Regions from separate parts of the Homo sapiens genome. Here region 2 is linked to region 1. The links are chromatin loops, found by intact Hi-C in ENCODE. Cell type or tissue: ascending aorta. All regions are shown on one strand. Links, peaks and the distances in the headings refer to the core of each region. The heading gives the core; the rest is flanking DNA.

Region 1 (8,209 bases), core at 2,146-7,145:
CTAAAGATGGAGTAAGTAAAAATGGATTGAGACTAATTCAGAGGAGGATAGAGGAAAAAATGAGAACTATGATTTTGAAAAATGAGTCAACTTGGTAAAGACTTTATGCAGTTTTTTGTGCGGGTTTGGTTTGGTTTGGTTTGGTTTGGTTTGGTTTGGTTTGGTTTTTTGACCCTATACAGCATTGAGTTATGTTTTATTAAGATTGTCCCATTATCTTCTCAAACCTGTATTCTCCTTGAGGACAAGAATCATGCCTTACTCTTCTTGGTAGTTCCCCCCTGAGGCTAGTAGTCTTGCTAGCACCTAATAGACACTAAGTGAGCATTTGGATAGAATTAATCTTGTACATATTTGAAGTGAAAATTGCTAATCCCTAAATATTGTGAATGTGGGATACATGACTGTGTTTGGATTTGTCTTTACAGTATTTCCTCACCTTATAAGTTGGAACCCAATTTTAGTCAAAATATTCGATGATAATATATAATTGCTTTGATCAAGCAGGAACCTCCAGGGGTGCCTATTTTTATATATGATTCGTATAAGATAATATACTCCCAATAAAAGTAATGGCTGCCGTGTATTGAGCACTTCCCACATGCTAGGCACTGTACTAAGCTATGAATGTATATAGTTCTCTTCATAATGTGGCCCCCTATTTCAGATCATGACATTGAGGCAGGAGAGAAGTAATTTGTCCAAGACCATAACTAATTTGTGGTGGAGGTTAGACTTTGATTCTCGCCATTACTCAATGCTTTTGCTCTTATGTAAAACGTTGTTTCAGACCAACAGCGTGTCTGAAAATGTCGACCAAGTTTCAGTCATTGTAGGATTCTCACATTTGATCACTTGGCTGCTCTATTAACTGTTATTAGAGAAACATACATGAAATTTTTCACCGTCTTTGCTTCTTTGCTCTGTATCAGTTTTCTGACTTCCTTCACAGCTTTCCTGGCTCTCACTTTAGAAGCTTGACAGTTATCTGTCCTATAATATCCTAGAATCTAATTACCAGATTCACTACCCTAGTCAAACCCCAAAGACCTCTGAACCTCTCTGTTGAGACTGGGTATTTTTATTCTTAGCTAACTAACTGAAACTGCCCAGAGAAGTGGGCCTTCCTTTATGGGGACCACTTCCCTTAGTTTGGGCATTAATTCTAATCCTCTCCAGTTCTTGCTATACTACAGGTTAATTCCAGTAATGTTTTTTTTCTTTTTGACATAATCAAAATAATAATAGCTAACAATTACTGAGCCCAGACAAAGTGCCAAGTATTGTGATAACTGCACAGCAAGCTTATGATATGGATGTTATTATTCACATTGTACACACAATGGAACTGAAGCACAATGAGATTAAGTGACTAATCCAAGGCCACACAGCCAGTTGTAAAGTGGTAAGTGAAGATTCAAAGCCAGGTGGTATGAGTCCACAGCTCATCCCTTAATCACTACATGACAATGCATTCTTACAAAAATGATTTAAAGTGCTTGACTTTCTGAAAACTGGTAGGCAGGATCTAGATCCTAGTGGATTTTTCTTTCTGCTGTACTAAGAAATTTAGATTTCACTCTAGTCAAAAATGTCACTAAAGGCTTTTAAGCAAAGCAGGAATACAACCAGATTTGTTTTTGTTTTTGTTTTTTTGTTTTTTGTTTTGCAAGATGGCTATATTAAAAGTGTAGAGAATGGATTAGTGGATGTAGACTAGAACAGTGGGTCTCAAACTTTAGCTTCAGAATTACCTAAAGAATTAATTAAAACACAGATTACTGGACCCCACCCTAGAGTTTCTGACTCAGTAGGTCAGGAGGGGCAGCTTGATAATTTGCATTTCTAGTAAATTCCCAAGTGTTGCTAATGGCACTGTTGAGAGGACCACAGTTTGAGAACTACTGGAATTGAAGCAAGGAGGTCATGTGAGGGCGCGAGGGTCTGGACTGTGACCCTAGGGAGGAGGGATTATGTAAAGAAACACTTATGTCAAATGGCAGGATGTGCTGAGTGAGTTGATGAGGAGCATGAGGAAAAGGGCAGAGTCCAGTATATCCAGATTTCTGAATTGAATGGCTTAGTAGATGATGCTTTTTGTTAACGAAACAGGAAATCCAGGTGGAACAGCAGTTTGGGAGGGAAAGAGGACTTATTTTTATATGAGATGAATTGAGACTATTTGTGGGGACGGTTAGTTCAAAGGTGTACAGTAGCAGTTTATTATGTGGGTCTAAGCTGGAGATGAACGTGTGAGAGCCAGAGTGGATGCATGATCATAGAAGTTTGGGGATTGAATGAGACCGCCCAGGAAACAAACACTACCAAAGACAGATCTTTGATAAGGATGAATAGGTGGATGGAAACCAGCAGGCTATTAAAGGAGACTAAGAAGGAACAGTATAGAGTCCTGAGTACTTAGGAGTCTCAAGAACACATCAAAAGGCTACAGGGAGATTATGTAAGGGGAAGGATTGGTGATCTTTATGGTCAGAACACTTTCCATGGAGAATGAAACAAAAGCAGATTGCTTGGGTTTGAAGATGGAATGGGAAGTGACTAGGAAAAGATGCATTATTTGAAAGGAAAGAGATTGTGTAGTACTGGGAAGGAAGATGGTAAAGGGCAGTTGCCTTAGGGAATTTGTTTTTGACTCTTTTCAGTGGAGAAAAATAGTCATAGTTATGCAAAAGAGAAAGGCCCTTAAGAGTGGAAGGTTGGAGGTAGATGAGAGGGGATAATGAAGTTAGAACCCCAAAGACACAGTAGAAAGTGGGACTGGAACACAGGTAATAGGAATACCAGTTCTTCTGACAGCAGGCAAGGAGTTTTATTTATTTATTTATTTATTGAGACGGAGTCTTGCTCTGTCACCTAGGCTGGAGTGCAATGGCGCGATCTCGACTCACTGTAATGTAACCTCTGCCTCCTGGATTCAAGCGATTCTCCTGTTTCAGCCTCCCAGGTAACTGGGATTACAGGTGCACCCACCACATCCAGCTAATTTTTCATATTTTTGGTAGAAATGGGGTTTCACCATCTTGGCCAAACTGGTCTCAAAATCCTGACCTCAAGTGATCCACCTTCCTCAGCCTCCCCGAGTGCTGGAATTAGAGGCGTGAGCCACCGCGCCCAGCTGAAAGAAGATTTAGTTGAGAGCTAAGGTGCACATAAGGGGACAACAAGTTAGAGGTGTTCATACCTAAAGAGCTATAATGTCCTCTGGCCAATAGGTTATCTGCAGAAATGAAGGTGGAGCATACAATTAAAATCTTGAAAATGATGAAGGGTAGAAATGGGCTCTTTAGGGATTCAGAACATACCAGGAACATAAAGTGTTTGCTGTAGCACTAAAGGCCCATTCATCTAGGTATCTGATCTGGAACAATCTGGCTATCTGCATGATACCTACTCCCCTCTCCTCCACCAATCACCAGCATCAAATGGCAGCCAGGGTGTAAAAACAGTGAAAGGGGACAGGATTCTCAGACAACTCTATAAACCACTACAACCATTGTGATAAACCACAGCTTGCTGGTAAGCTAGTTTTCACTTCTCATTAGTTGTTAATCACTTGCTTAATATTTGAGACTGCCTACAATTAGTGAAACCCCCATATAAGACTTATGATGCTTTCAGTATATTTTTTATTTACAAATACATTAAATTCACAGCAATGAGCAGGGAGGAATAGCAAAAGACATAAGATACTTACGCATACCTGTTTCGGCCTTCTGACTGCAGATCCACTCCTGACTCAGTTACGCTGTTAGCAGCCCAGCTCTTGGATATAGGTCAAGCTGACCTTGAATGGTTTGGTGGGGAAGGTGGTAGGATTTGCAGAATGGAAACTTTAGAACTCAATTATGATCCATGGGTTCATTAAGAATTACAGTATTGTTTTTGGGGTGTGTGTTTTTACAAGACTGGAGAAGTCCAGCAAAATGAGTGTTATTTTAGGTGATATAGTTGGAAAAGAAAAAGGAAAACGATTGTTCTGTTTACCATGTCAGTTCATTTCATAGCACAGTTGAAGACCACGTGCAGTCTTTTCTATTGTGTACACAGAAAAAATGCCACAATTCAAACTGCTGTATTAAAAATTGAGGATAAAAAATAACTTTTGAATGTTGATGATGAGAATTCAGAAATGAAGAATTCACAAATACCTAAAGCCAACATTGTCATTGTAAAAGAAAAGGCATAGTACAATTCCAGTAAACTTCATAAAGTTTCATTATCACAAGAGCTGGGTTAATTGGTTTTTAATATTCTATCTAATGTTCTTCTCATGATTAAATTACATTCAGTGGAAGTTTTTAAAAATTACAATTTTTTCAAATCACAACAGCAATTAAGACCAAAAAGAATCCGTTTTACACTGTGTCCAAAAGGCCAGCAGATGGCGCCCAGCAAGCCCAATAGGCAAAATGAGAACATTTGATGTAACATTCCCTGCATCCAAGTTATTTTAGGCCTAATTTTGCAGGAAGCAATTAAAAAAACTTGATGGCTTTAACTAATACTATGCTAGATAGAATAATCTGATGGCTAGATCCAGCTGTTTGGGAAGTTCTAGGAAGCTTGCTTGCCTTTTTGCCCTTAACCTTACTTTGTGTGTGTGTGTGTGTGTGTGTGTGTGTGTGTGTGTGTGTGTGTGTGTGTCAGTGTTTTCTTTTCTTGGCCTTTAAGCTACTCTAAAAGATTACAGTATTTATAATGAGGTAGAAGCATAGCAAGTTCTCCCTCTTCTGTTCATTAATCTCTTGCTGTCATTCTATACTGAGAACTAAATTAAAGAAAACTGAACTAACCCAGCTAATCTCAACCATTAGTAGGTCACGGATGTGTTTTTGGAGGATATAGACTCTTTTGCCCTCTAATTTTTTTGTTTTTCTTACCTCCAGAACTGTAAGATGCCCTCTAATTTTGGACAAGTGAAATGACAGCTGTTAACCTTTTATATACCTGACATGAAAATCAGCCAAGGACATGCCACGGGGCGTGCATGGCTCATGCCTGTAATCCCAGCACTTTGGGAGGCTGAGGCGGACATATCACTTGAGGCCAGGAGTTGAGACCAGCCTGGGCAACATGGTGAAACCCCGTCTCTACTAAAATACAAAAATTAGTCGGGCATGGTGGCGTGGGCCTGTAATCTCAGCTACCTGGGAGGCTGAGGTACGAGAATCCCTTAAATCTGGCATGCGGAGGTGAGCCGAGATCACACCACTACGCTCCCCCTTGGGCAACAGAGTGAGACTGTCCCAAAAAAAGAAAAAAGAACAACATGCCAGGCATGATGCCCCAAGCTAGTTGACCTCAGTGATCCTCAAGGGTGTGCCTCACGCCCTCCAAATGTTCCCCTCATCCGTGATCACACACTGGAAATCCTGATAGACAGTACTGCCCAAGCTGGGGCACTAATTCTTGACTTGAAGAATTGCTTAGTAGAGTACTAGGCAAGACTTTAAAGACTTCACATCTAAATTGAATGCCACAGTTAACTGACAGTAATCTTAGAATCAATCATTTAATGTTTCTTCATTTATAAAATGATCTCATAAAGTTGCTATGAAAGCAAAACAAAATGAAAAATATGAAACTTTTGAATAATTTAAGACCATACTTTTGAGAGAAGAATATGAAAAGCATAATCCACATTAAGATTGCCTCTAAACTTTTTCTAAACTTAACAAAAGACATTTTAGTAAATGAAACTATAAATATCAACTCTATTTTACTTGATCTAAAATTTACTAATCTCATTTCATGTCTCTTGATTTCTCTATCCTTCTAAAGGAGTCTTTTTTTAGAAATATGTTTAAAGAAGATTCAGGAAAGAAAGAAAGGGCAGTGGCAAGTACATTAGAGGGTAAGGAAGGGAAAAAATCTCATTTCTCTTGTTGCTTTGCTCCAAACTTGAAAAGTTCAATAAATGAGCATCAAACACTAACTTATTTTAGGGATTAACCAGTTACTGCTCATCAAATCTGATCATTTTGAGCTTATTCTTGAGAAATCTTTGTTTTAGACTCAGAATCTCTACAAGACAGTCCATGCCTCTTGGAACAACTTGCCAAGTGTTTTGAGGGAAGGACCATCTCAAGGCAAACTGTAAATAGCTTAAGTTTGTTTCACAAATTGGATCTCCCAGTCTGTCTGCTTCTCAGTATCATGAACCTTTCTAAAAGTCAAGGTTTTAAAAACTTTCTTGTCAAGTTCATTTGAAAAATGAGTTAATTTTTAAGAAATTTGTTAATTCTGAAAAGCAGCACATAGAGGCTTTGAGCATGGACTCTGGAGTATTTACACAAATATTTATTGCCATAGCATATTTTGCAATAAAGCATTGAAAAATCTCAAATTTCTTTCAATCACAGATTGGTCAAATTAGGATATCGCCATTATAATCAAATGCTGTATAGCTCTTAAAAATGATAATGGAGATTTATATTCTTTGCAAGAGGGATTACAAAACAGCATGTGTATCATGATCACATTTTTGTTACACCCAAAAGATTTTAGCTCTCTTTTCCTTGTTTCTATATTTGCTAACTTTAAAAAGTAAGGTTATACTATACTATATTTATTAGAAAAGAACAGTAATGCTAATTTTCTTTCTTTCTTTTTTTTTTTTTGAGACGGAGTTTAGCTCTTGTTGCCTAGGTGGGAGTGCAATGGCATGATCTTGGCTCACTGCAACCTCCGCCTCCCAGGTTCAAGTGATTCTTCTGCCTCAGCCTCCCGAGTAGCTGGGATTACAGGCGCCTGCCACCACACCAGCCTAATTTTTTGTATTTTTAGTAGAGACAGGGTTTCACCATGTTGGCCAGACTGGTCTCAAACTCCTGACCTCAGGTGATCCACCTGCCTCGGCCTCCCAAAGTGCTGGGATTACAGGCATGAGCCACCGTGCCCTGCTCTAATTTTCATTTTGTAAAAAACCACAGAGGAACTAAGAAGAAAAAAAGTGCTAAATTTAAATTGTATCCCCAAAATATGTTTGATTGTAAGTAAAAGCTCTGCAAGAGTTTATAAACAAAATAAATAACACATTACCTCGCTAACTACCATATCAAATATAAAATTTGAAAACTATTTTTTTTTTTGTAAAACTAGCAATGAGCTTTGCTAGTAAGGTATAGTAAGGTCTAATGTGTCTTGCCCTGAGAAGAGGTTATGCAGGCAATAGAATACATCCAATGTACTGGAGATTTTTCACTATTAAGTGAAAGAAATGAAGTAGTTTAAAGTTATATGCCAATGTCATTTTTTAAAAATATATGTTTTTTCTTTTAAAATAGAGATGAAGTCTCACTGTATTGCCCAGGCAGTCTCGAACTCATGGGCTCAAGCAGTCCCCCTGCCTGAGCCTCCTAGAGTGCTGGGGTAACAGGTGTGAGCCACTGTGCCTGGCCTTTTTTTTTCCTTTTTATTTAATATATATTTTTTTCTTTTAAAATAGAGATGAGGTCTCATTATATGCCAATGTCATTTTAAAGTGCTAATTCCATCTTGCTCAGTGAAAAGGGACTATTATATGTACAGTGTGATACTTATTGTTTTTATGTGAATTAAATGAAAACTCTAAAAATAGTTTGTAACGTGAAAAGCCCTTCCATACTGATCCTAATCATTTCCCAAGCCTCTCAAAGGACAACAGAATTATCTGTCAGAAAATAGTTACTTGCTCTCTCACCCCCATTAGCCAAATCAATATATGAGATATGGAGAATTTGAGGAAGTGGGGACATGTAGATGTTCAGTAAACATTAAAGCAATTAATCATTAAATCAGTCTACATCATTTACTAACCAGGAAATACTGTACTGAGTCTCAGTGATGTTTAGCAAATAGAGTTTTCAGTTAAAATAGATACTGATTTCCAGGTTTAACTAAACCTAAATCTAGAAAAAGATTCATCGATCCTTAAGTTATCCTAATGGAAAGAGTAATAGACTGTTAAGCACAATATACATAAAATTGAGCATTTCTTTTATCTTTAACTGGGAGATGACCTAAAGATTCACTAAGTATTATAGGGAGCTAACCCTATATAATTTTCACTCTTCTCAAAGAGGGTTCATACTATGTCATTACATGCTGTTAACCACTTTGCTGGAGAGAATAGTACAACACTTCCCCAAACATTAGTGTTACAGATTGTCATTTAATTTGTTCCTAATTTTAGTTCTTGAGTTACAAA
Region 2 (8,209 bases), core at 1,768-6,767, 130 kb after region 1:
TGAACGCTCCGGGAATCTCTTCAACTTCAGACCATGCCAGGTGACTTTTAGAACCCAGTTCATACTTCCAGCCTGTTCTGATCCTAGGTTTGAACAGTTCTCTTACTATCCTTCAGGTGAGGCAATCAGGTCACAGAGCTGGTGAATGGCAAAACCCTGTTAGAACTCAAAGTCTTAGCTCTCAAATGCTGTGTTTTCTCACTGATAGAAGAATGTGAGGACTGCTAAAGAATCAGCCTCACTGTATTCCAACGTGTGCCTGTCATCTACCACTGACAACTTTATTTTTATTTATATATTTACTTATTAGAGATGGGATCTTGCTCTGTTGCCCAGGCTGGAGTGCGAGTGCAGTGGCACGATCATAGCTCACTGCAGCCTGGAACTCCTGGGCTCAAGGAATTCTCCTGCCTCAGCCTCTGGAGTAGCTGGGACTGCATGCCTAACTTACCACTGATAACTTTAAATCAAAGTTTGAACATTGCTAAGGTATTTCCTTAGCAACAGTTCCCATAAACCCTCTGATATAGGCTTGCTTCCAATTCAGTAAGTTTTCTGAAAAAATTATGTTTTTAACCTTAGAAGGTATATCTATATATGGTTATTTTTATATATGGTTTTTATATATATATAATAACCATATACATATAATATATATATTATATATTATATAATATATATAGTTATTTATTTATATATATAAGGTTATTATTTATATACATAAATACCCTTAAGCAGAAAACGAGATTTTTAAATAAAGTAATTTCTTGACAATCCATGAGGATGTATTGAAAATCTCATTGTTAAGGACTCCCAAAACTTCACTATTGATCCAAGTGATGAGAAAAGATCATGATTGATAGAGCTGGGTAAAGGTTGCTGTTGGGGTCATGAGAGATTATGAGAGAAACATCATAAGACTCTCCTTACCCCTACAGTGTGATTGCAATTACATCTTAGATATGCAGGAAACTTCCACATACTGTCCCGTTATCAGAAATGAGAACTTCAATGAGAAGGTGGAAATCTATTAATAATTGTGCAGTTCATGCGACATGATCATTTGGGGCAATGCTGGGTTGAAGTGGGCTCTATTTAAATCATGTGTGGATTTTGATTCTGGAAAAAAAAGGGGCTATTTAAAGTGCTGACTGGAAACTAGTTATTCAAAGGCAATTAGACCCTTCTCCCACTTAAATGATTCTGCACTCAAGGAATGATACAAATTGAAATAGTCATTATCCATCCACCTGCCTGGCTTCTGATTAAACCTTGTAGCTGCATATGTCTCTGTCTTTATAGTACACTGGGCGTAGAAGAAAAACCTTCTCCCTAAAGATGAGAACTAGAAATTCAAAGTGGCAGAATCAAGATGCCACTTGCCTTTCCAGGAACACATTTTCTTGCTTAAAGTTCAACTCTGTCAATAAGAGTTTGACCCTTCTATTAGTAAAGACGCTCCTTCTGGAACCCTAATTGGCTTTGATGCATTATCTAGCTGCATCTGCAAGTAAAGTGGGTCCATTAATAGAAAATGAATACTTCCTGTTTTTTTCAAATTGTTTTTTCTGTTGGAGGGCAGCTCAGCAATGATTTTTTAGTTCATTATTCTGGGCCGTAATGGGTTAGGTCAGCTTGTGTTGGCTCTAGTGAGTTTTGAAACTCTCATTATTATTCTAATATCTATTGATTTACACAGCTTTAAAAGCTTTATCATATGAAAGCCTTCTTAACAACGATAAGCATGCCATTACTTGCAAAAGTAAGCAAAGCACAAGTATTTTGCCAACCAACACTAAAGTTTGCGTAGTTTTCATACTGATCAGGCAAAATATGCAATCAGATATTTTTAACATGGAGTATGTACAACACAACAGGACAAAGTGTTCCCTTTATGCCTACTTACTCCTTTTTCAAGTCATTGGAGGTTGCTTGCATACCAAGAAACTACTATTTAGATTTATGATTCTAAAAATCTTAAAAGTATCCTTCTCTGCTCACCAAAATGGAATGAATTATTATAAGAAAATTTAGGATATCAGACAAAGAACTTCAACGTCTCCCAGGGAATAAACACACAACATAAGTTACCCACATTGAGTAGATTATAGATGTACAATTATCGTTAAATCTATAATGTCTCTTTTTCTCCTTTTTAGCATTTGGACATAAGAGTTTGTAATCAATATTCAAGACCCTACTGATTGAGGAAAGGGCATGAAACATGGAAATATAAATTATGTCGGAGTTCTGTGTTGTAGAATATCAGGTTTTGGTGCCCTAGGTCTCTTTATAGGAACGTTCCAGTGTTTCTTTCCAATCTCTTCTAATTTTAAGCCCCCAAACCCACCCCTTCCCAGTCTACTCCCTCCAGTCTTTCTTATGGCCCACGTTGACATGGTGGATCTTAGAGCCAAGTCTGGTGTCCTTGTGTAAACTCAATTTCATCATATAAAATTCCCTGTTTTTAGAACTGGGGATGTGAACTGTTAAACTGGAAATGGAACCTGGATATTTTTGAATTCTCATTAAAGCTTTGGCATTTATAAAAGCAAAGCTCATAATCATGTCCTGGCTATACTGACTATTCTTTCTCCCATTTTCTGATTCTATCCCTTCACCACCTCCACTTGACAAACTATTAATACTAACCATCCTTCAAGATTCAATTCAAAGTCAACTTATTCTGAGATTTTCCCGAACTTTGCCTCTTGAGATCTTTCCTTATCTAACCTTGTTTAGCATTTTATCTGTGGATCTCTTAGTGAATTATATTTTGAGTGATAGAAAATTCATCTGGAGGCTCGTAGCCTCCCATAGGCCGTGAATTTCTTGGCAGTAGGGGTGGTGTCTTTCTCATGTGTACATGGCCCACAGTGCCTAGCACAATGCCTGGCTGACAGGAGCCTTTGAGAATATTTGCTGGATTAAATTTGACCCTCTTATTTTCACTCCAATTCTGTTGCTGAGTCCTATATTTTTCTCTTGGAAAATGAAGAACATTTCCAGCTATCAGTGCGCCTGAATCCAAGGTCGTGTTTTGAGGATCTTGTTATGCCCTTCACACTTCCTGTTGGTCATTTCAGAAGTGACTCGCAGTAGGGACTTGCTGACTGCCACGTGCTCACCTTCTCCATGATCCTGTCGATCTGGCGATTCTGTGTATCGATCTCATTGCCCATATCCAGGGCCATGTGACGGAGGTTCCCGATGATGCCGCTCACCTGCTCTAGGTTTTCATCCATTTCATTTTCTCGGGCATCATTTGTTACCCTGGGATCCAAAGAGCAAGTTTTAGAAGACAGAGGGTGGAAAACATATTGAATACCAAGGACCCAAAGCATAGTGGAAATCTGTCGTCCTCTGGGCATCAACTTTATCTATCTTTAATCTCCATCCAGTACAAAAACACATTTTAGCTTTCATACATTTAAAAAAAATGTTTAAAATTGCTTTTTGAACCCTTGAATTTCTATTCTTAAAGAAGGTATATTAAATAGATTAATTTATCTACTTTCTCACTCCTTCCATTATGTTGTTTCCCCTTCATATGTTTATTTCAATTTTTATTGTTTAAGGATGAAAACATTTTCTTTGAAAGGACTTTAGGTCAGAGCACGAAGATGGAATTAGAAACGATATTCTTCTTTCTAAGAATATTCTTAATATTTCTAAGACTCAAATTAAGTCTCAAAATTTCTAAGACTCAAATTAAGAATACAATAAAAAGCTTATTGTGCTAAGTCAGAGTCTCTGTGCTCATCTCTTTTCACACTTGGGATTGACACCAATGGGAAGAGTAATGATAATTACAGTTTGCCCCTTAACCCTGCTTGCTCCCAGGAACTCCAAGGAGAGCTACTTGTTCAAGATGATTTTTATTTACTCATATGTTAATAACATGGGTTTTTTAGTGGCATGGTGCATAGGTGATTTCAGAGTCAAAAACTGTGAAACTGTGACAAAAGAGTATTGTTTCAGGTTGAGTGGAATGGGAATGGGAGGAAGGAGCTGGCTCACAAAACACATTACATTTTTTCACAGTCCAACTTGAAAGTTAAGGAGGTACTTATTTCAGAATTTCCCTAGTATATATGGTATTGAGCTAAAAAATATTCAGAAGGGTTAAAATCCTTCCCCCATGGTAACTCCCAATGCAGACTGGCTCATTATGGTTTCAAAAGCAGCCCAGGGCAGAGAAAATTAAAAAACTAAAGGAGAACTTTCTGGCTTTTTCCTGTAGGGAAGAAGTTTATTTAAATGATCATCAATAGCTAAGAGATACTTCTAGTTCAATGGTGCTTGGCCCTGAGTGCATATCAGAATCACCTGAGGAGCTTTAATGGGCCACAGGTGCTTGTGTCTCACTTCAAGAGATTCTGGTTCAATTGGTGTGGATTGGGCCCAAACACTGGTAGTAAAAGAAAAAAAAGTCTCCCCTGGTGATTCTAATGTACAGCCAGGCTTGAGAACCCTTGGGCTACTTTCCCTGGGAGCAAAGGGAGAGCTGAGTTCTGAATTGGCTGATGTGTGTAACTTGAGTTTTTTTTTTTTTTAAAGGAAATGCCCCTGAGTCATAATTTGAACTTTTAAAAATAGATATTTAAATTGGCTTTTGATTCTAGGTTTCAAAATAAATCATTAATAAGAAGCTCATTATTCTCTATTTTCACTCCAAATCCGTTCTTGGACCTTCTTTGCTCTGTGCTCTCAGGAGCTGACCTCATGACTATATCACCCAGCTCCTCTTACCCTCTGGCTTTCAGTAGGCTTTGGCTAATGGCCAATGAAACTGCAGGGCAAGAGGAGTGAGGGGCTACAGCATTTATTTCCCTCTTTCACTCCCTGTTAGCTTTGGTAGTGGCTGTATTTCTCTACTGATAGTTCCTTGCCCACAGTCGTAACTATTGCTGGGTTCTGATAATCATTCCTTCTCCTGTCCCCCAGGACTATGGTGGTAACAACTTCCTGCTATTGCTAGCTCAGAAGTGCTTCACCATTCCTTGTTATTAGTCCTGCCCACCCCTCTGTAAGTAGTCTCTTTTATAAGCTCTATTCAATTAAACTCATGGAATGTGATGCCTGTCTACTGCCACATTGAGTCTGGATGTGGTCATGTGACTTGCTTTGTCTAATGAAACCGGCAAATACAAGGTAAGCAAGCAAAGGTTTGGTAAGTGCACTGAGGCTTGCCCCCTTGGAATACTGCTACCACCATGTAAGGAACCTGGGCTCTCTTGCTGAAGAGGCCACATGGAGAAGAACAGACATGCCCCACCAACAGCCCCAGCCAACCACCAGACAAGTGAATGGGGCCATCTTGGATCACCCCACCCAGGCAAGGTCCAGGAAAGGCTTAGAAAAGAACACTTAGCAGGTATGTAGATTAATGAGCAATAAAATGGTTGTTTTTTAGAAAACCACTCAGTTTTGGAGTTGTTTGTACTTGACAATAGAGAACTGCTACAGTGTATGCTGCATGAGGCTCACCTGCGGATGAAGCCGCCACTGATGGCCATCTGCTCCCGTTCGTCCACTACACGAGCAGGCTGGCTGGCCACCACTCCGTCCTGATTATTGCCCCAGGCTTTTTTGTAAGCATCACTTGATTTAAGCCTATGCAAAAGAGAGGGTGAGTGACAAGGCACAGGGGTGGAGGAGCAAGCTCTCAACAATTGTCACTTCTTCAAGCGAAGAATCGAACCAAGCGAATGAGTTTTAAGTCGAGGCATTAGATAATACCGATATATCATAATCCAGACCCAAACAGTTGGCCACCACCATGCCTCAGCTACTCAACATTTCACTTCCAATCGAATCCATTGCAATGGACTGCAATCTTTGCCCACAAGGTTGTTCTTGTTTTGGTTTGTTTTGTGGTTTAGTTTGGATTTTGGACAAGGATTAAGGTAGCTGGAGGACATTTAATTCTATTTTAGTGATGTGATTATATTTGGAGACATAAAACAGAGAAAAACATACTGGCAGACAGACACAAAACAAGACTGCCAAGTAGAGTGTGCACATCACACCACAGCAACACACTGTCATCAAGAAAACATCCTCAACCAAGTTTTTACACACCATCATGCAAAGATCCCTGTGGAATATTTTTTTTTCCCAACACGTGTGGAACTAACATTTCCAAAGCTCCATGAAGGACATAAAGGATTGGTGGTTGGCCAAGAGTGATGGTCTTTGCATTGCCTCTAGAGTGATTTGAATTAGATAATATATCGGTACTTCCAAACAGTCACCATACATCCAGAGTTGATGTACAAACCTTTGTCCACAGAGACAAAAAGTAAAAGAAGCATAGTGAAATGAATGCAGGAAAAGAGAAGAGAGAACAAGCCATCTAGCACCAAAAAGGGAAACCCCTCTACGTCTTCTTCATGCACCAGCTACAGGCATGAGTAGAAAGTGAAGCATTCTCATTTAAGCCAAACTACTCCAGAAGTTGACCATTCTCGAAAAAGGCACTAGCAGGACAGTAATAGCCTTCATGAGGATTTGAAACGCAGGTTCAGTAGCTTCTTTGTTGGGCTGAGGGGCAGGGCAGAGAGTGCTTACAAACTCCTAGTTTAAACTATCCTGGGGTTGTAATGGAGGAGAGTGGTTTAATGCTGGTATGGTCTCCATGGGCTGTATTTCACTGAGCTGCCTTGGAGAAAAGACTTAAAATCCAGGCATACCTATTGTGCCCAATAGAAACATGTGCAGCATATTTTGGTGAGTGTTGTAATTAAAGGCAATCAAAGATGTTTTTAGGTTCTTTACATAGTAGAAACCATATGCTTTTTAGTCCAAAAACAAGAGACATTCTTTGGTCCCATTTTCACATTTTTTTTTGTAAGACACCAGAATTTAACATTTTATCTTCTTCTTTCGCCAGAGGACCACAGCCATCTATTAAAACTGGCTCTAATACTTGCAGACTGGGGGCCAAGCAACCCTAGAGACAAACTGGAAAATTGTACCAATGGAATTTCAGCAACTCCCACAATCAAGTCTATAATGCCGCAGGCCTTAGTGCAGTCAAAATTAATTGCACCAAAGGGCCATGGACCCATTCAATGAAACGAGATCCCCAAACTAAATTTAATAGGGCTTAGAGTCTGGCTTTTTTAATTTTTATTTTTCCAACTCCCCATCTCCTCCCTCCTCAGATTAAAAGAAGTTATATGGACTTTGTGATGTTTTCTGCTATGTCAAATGTCTGCTATACCATCTTTGGCAAAGTCAAAGGAGTGGGAAGTATGCGTTTCTGAAAGAAGGCAAACCACTGCACCCACAATGCTGCACATAGACTCACATCACTGCCGTACATCTACCATCGTCCCTTGAAACATGCCGAGACAGGGCGAAGCCCTCAGAGAGTCCAGGGCACCACCAGCCACTGCGTTGTGACACATGGTTTTTAAAGCATTATTTACACACAATAGGGAACACCTCAGTCAAGCTTTGAAGCTTAGTTTAGGGTCTCTTGTGCATTAAGGAAATTAGTGACCACTCAAAAGTGGAATTCGTAGGAGCCATCATTTCATTAGAACATCAGAATCCATCCCAGGGGACCCTGCCTTCACCCTTTCTTCACACACAGTTGATGAAGGGGGGAAAATGTATCTGTTGGAATTTATCATGAAATGGATGGAAATCTCACCTGGGGGCAAGTTGCCACTGAAAGGAATATACAGTCAAATCTTGACTAACTGGAATGCTTGGTAATGAGGCTTTTTTTTTTTTTTTCTGATGAATTATATGACTTTCTTAATGAACAGTGGGGCCATGGAGGAAAGTTTTGTTTCATGGATGATGAGTGAATATCTTTGCTAGACTCCTGAGCCACTTTCCTGCCTGAAAGTCTTAAGGTAGAAGACCTGATTGAATCTTTCCTTGGTTATCATTTATACTGATTGCTTGATGGCCTTTTCTGTGAAGATCAACTCTTATTGTTTGGTCCTCATAGATGTGGAAGTTGCAGGAGGATGGAGACTAAGTGAGACAATGCAAACTACCCTGGAAGAAAAACCATTTTACATTTCTGATGTGATTTTTTTTCTTTGTTTCTTTTTTGCTAAAAATGGAAGGGAGCAAGAGCATGCAGCTGAGGTTTCCAGTTAGCTAGATTCCAGTTAATCAGGCTTTACTGTAGATCACTCTTTAAAAAGCAGAATTTTTTAATTTTTTTGCAATATGAGCCCCTCCC

Evidence for each region. Peaks named below come from ENCODE experiments on the same cell type or tissue, not always from the same donor. Only the 100,000 strongest peaks of a DNase experiment are listed, where the experiment ranks them.
Region 2: a loop joins it to region 1, with 3 times the contacts of the local background. A loop is called at or near these places in 4 of 110 quality-filtered maps.

Annotation. Positions count from the first base shown.
Region 1 is chr20:10,423,486-10,431,694 of GRCh38, reverse strand. The region is part of intron 1 of MKKS (MKKS centrosomal shuttling protein); the gene reads left to right. The region is part of intron 1 of LOC128706665; the gene reads left to right. The region is part of intron 1 of LOC128706666; the gene reads left to right. Among named protein-coding and RNA genes, the nearest start is that of MKKS, 6.6 kb to the left of the region's middle. RefSeq lists an enhancer at 1-78 and a silencer at 3,383-3,432. In ascending aorta, for the core only: a CTCF peak has its summit at 4,402 (motif pointing right); a DNase peak (open chromatin) is centred at 4,414.
Region 2 is chr20:10,294,332-10,302,540 of GRCh38, reverse strand. SNAP25 (synaptosome associated protein 25) reads right to left here. Exons shown (of 8, transcript NM_130811.4): 6 at 5,491-5,616; 7 at 3,129-3,273. Among named protein-coding and RNA genes, the nearest start is that of SNAP25-AS1, 79 kb to the right of the region's middle. RefSeq lists an enhancer at 1,128-2,045. In ascending aorta, for the core only: no CTCF peak of the experiment used is centred there; a DNase peak (open chromatin) is centred at 4,444; H3K27ac peaks cover 4,348 bases.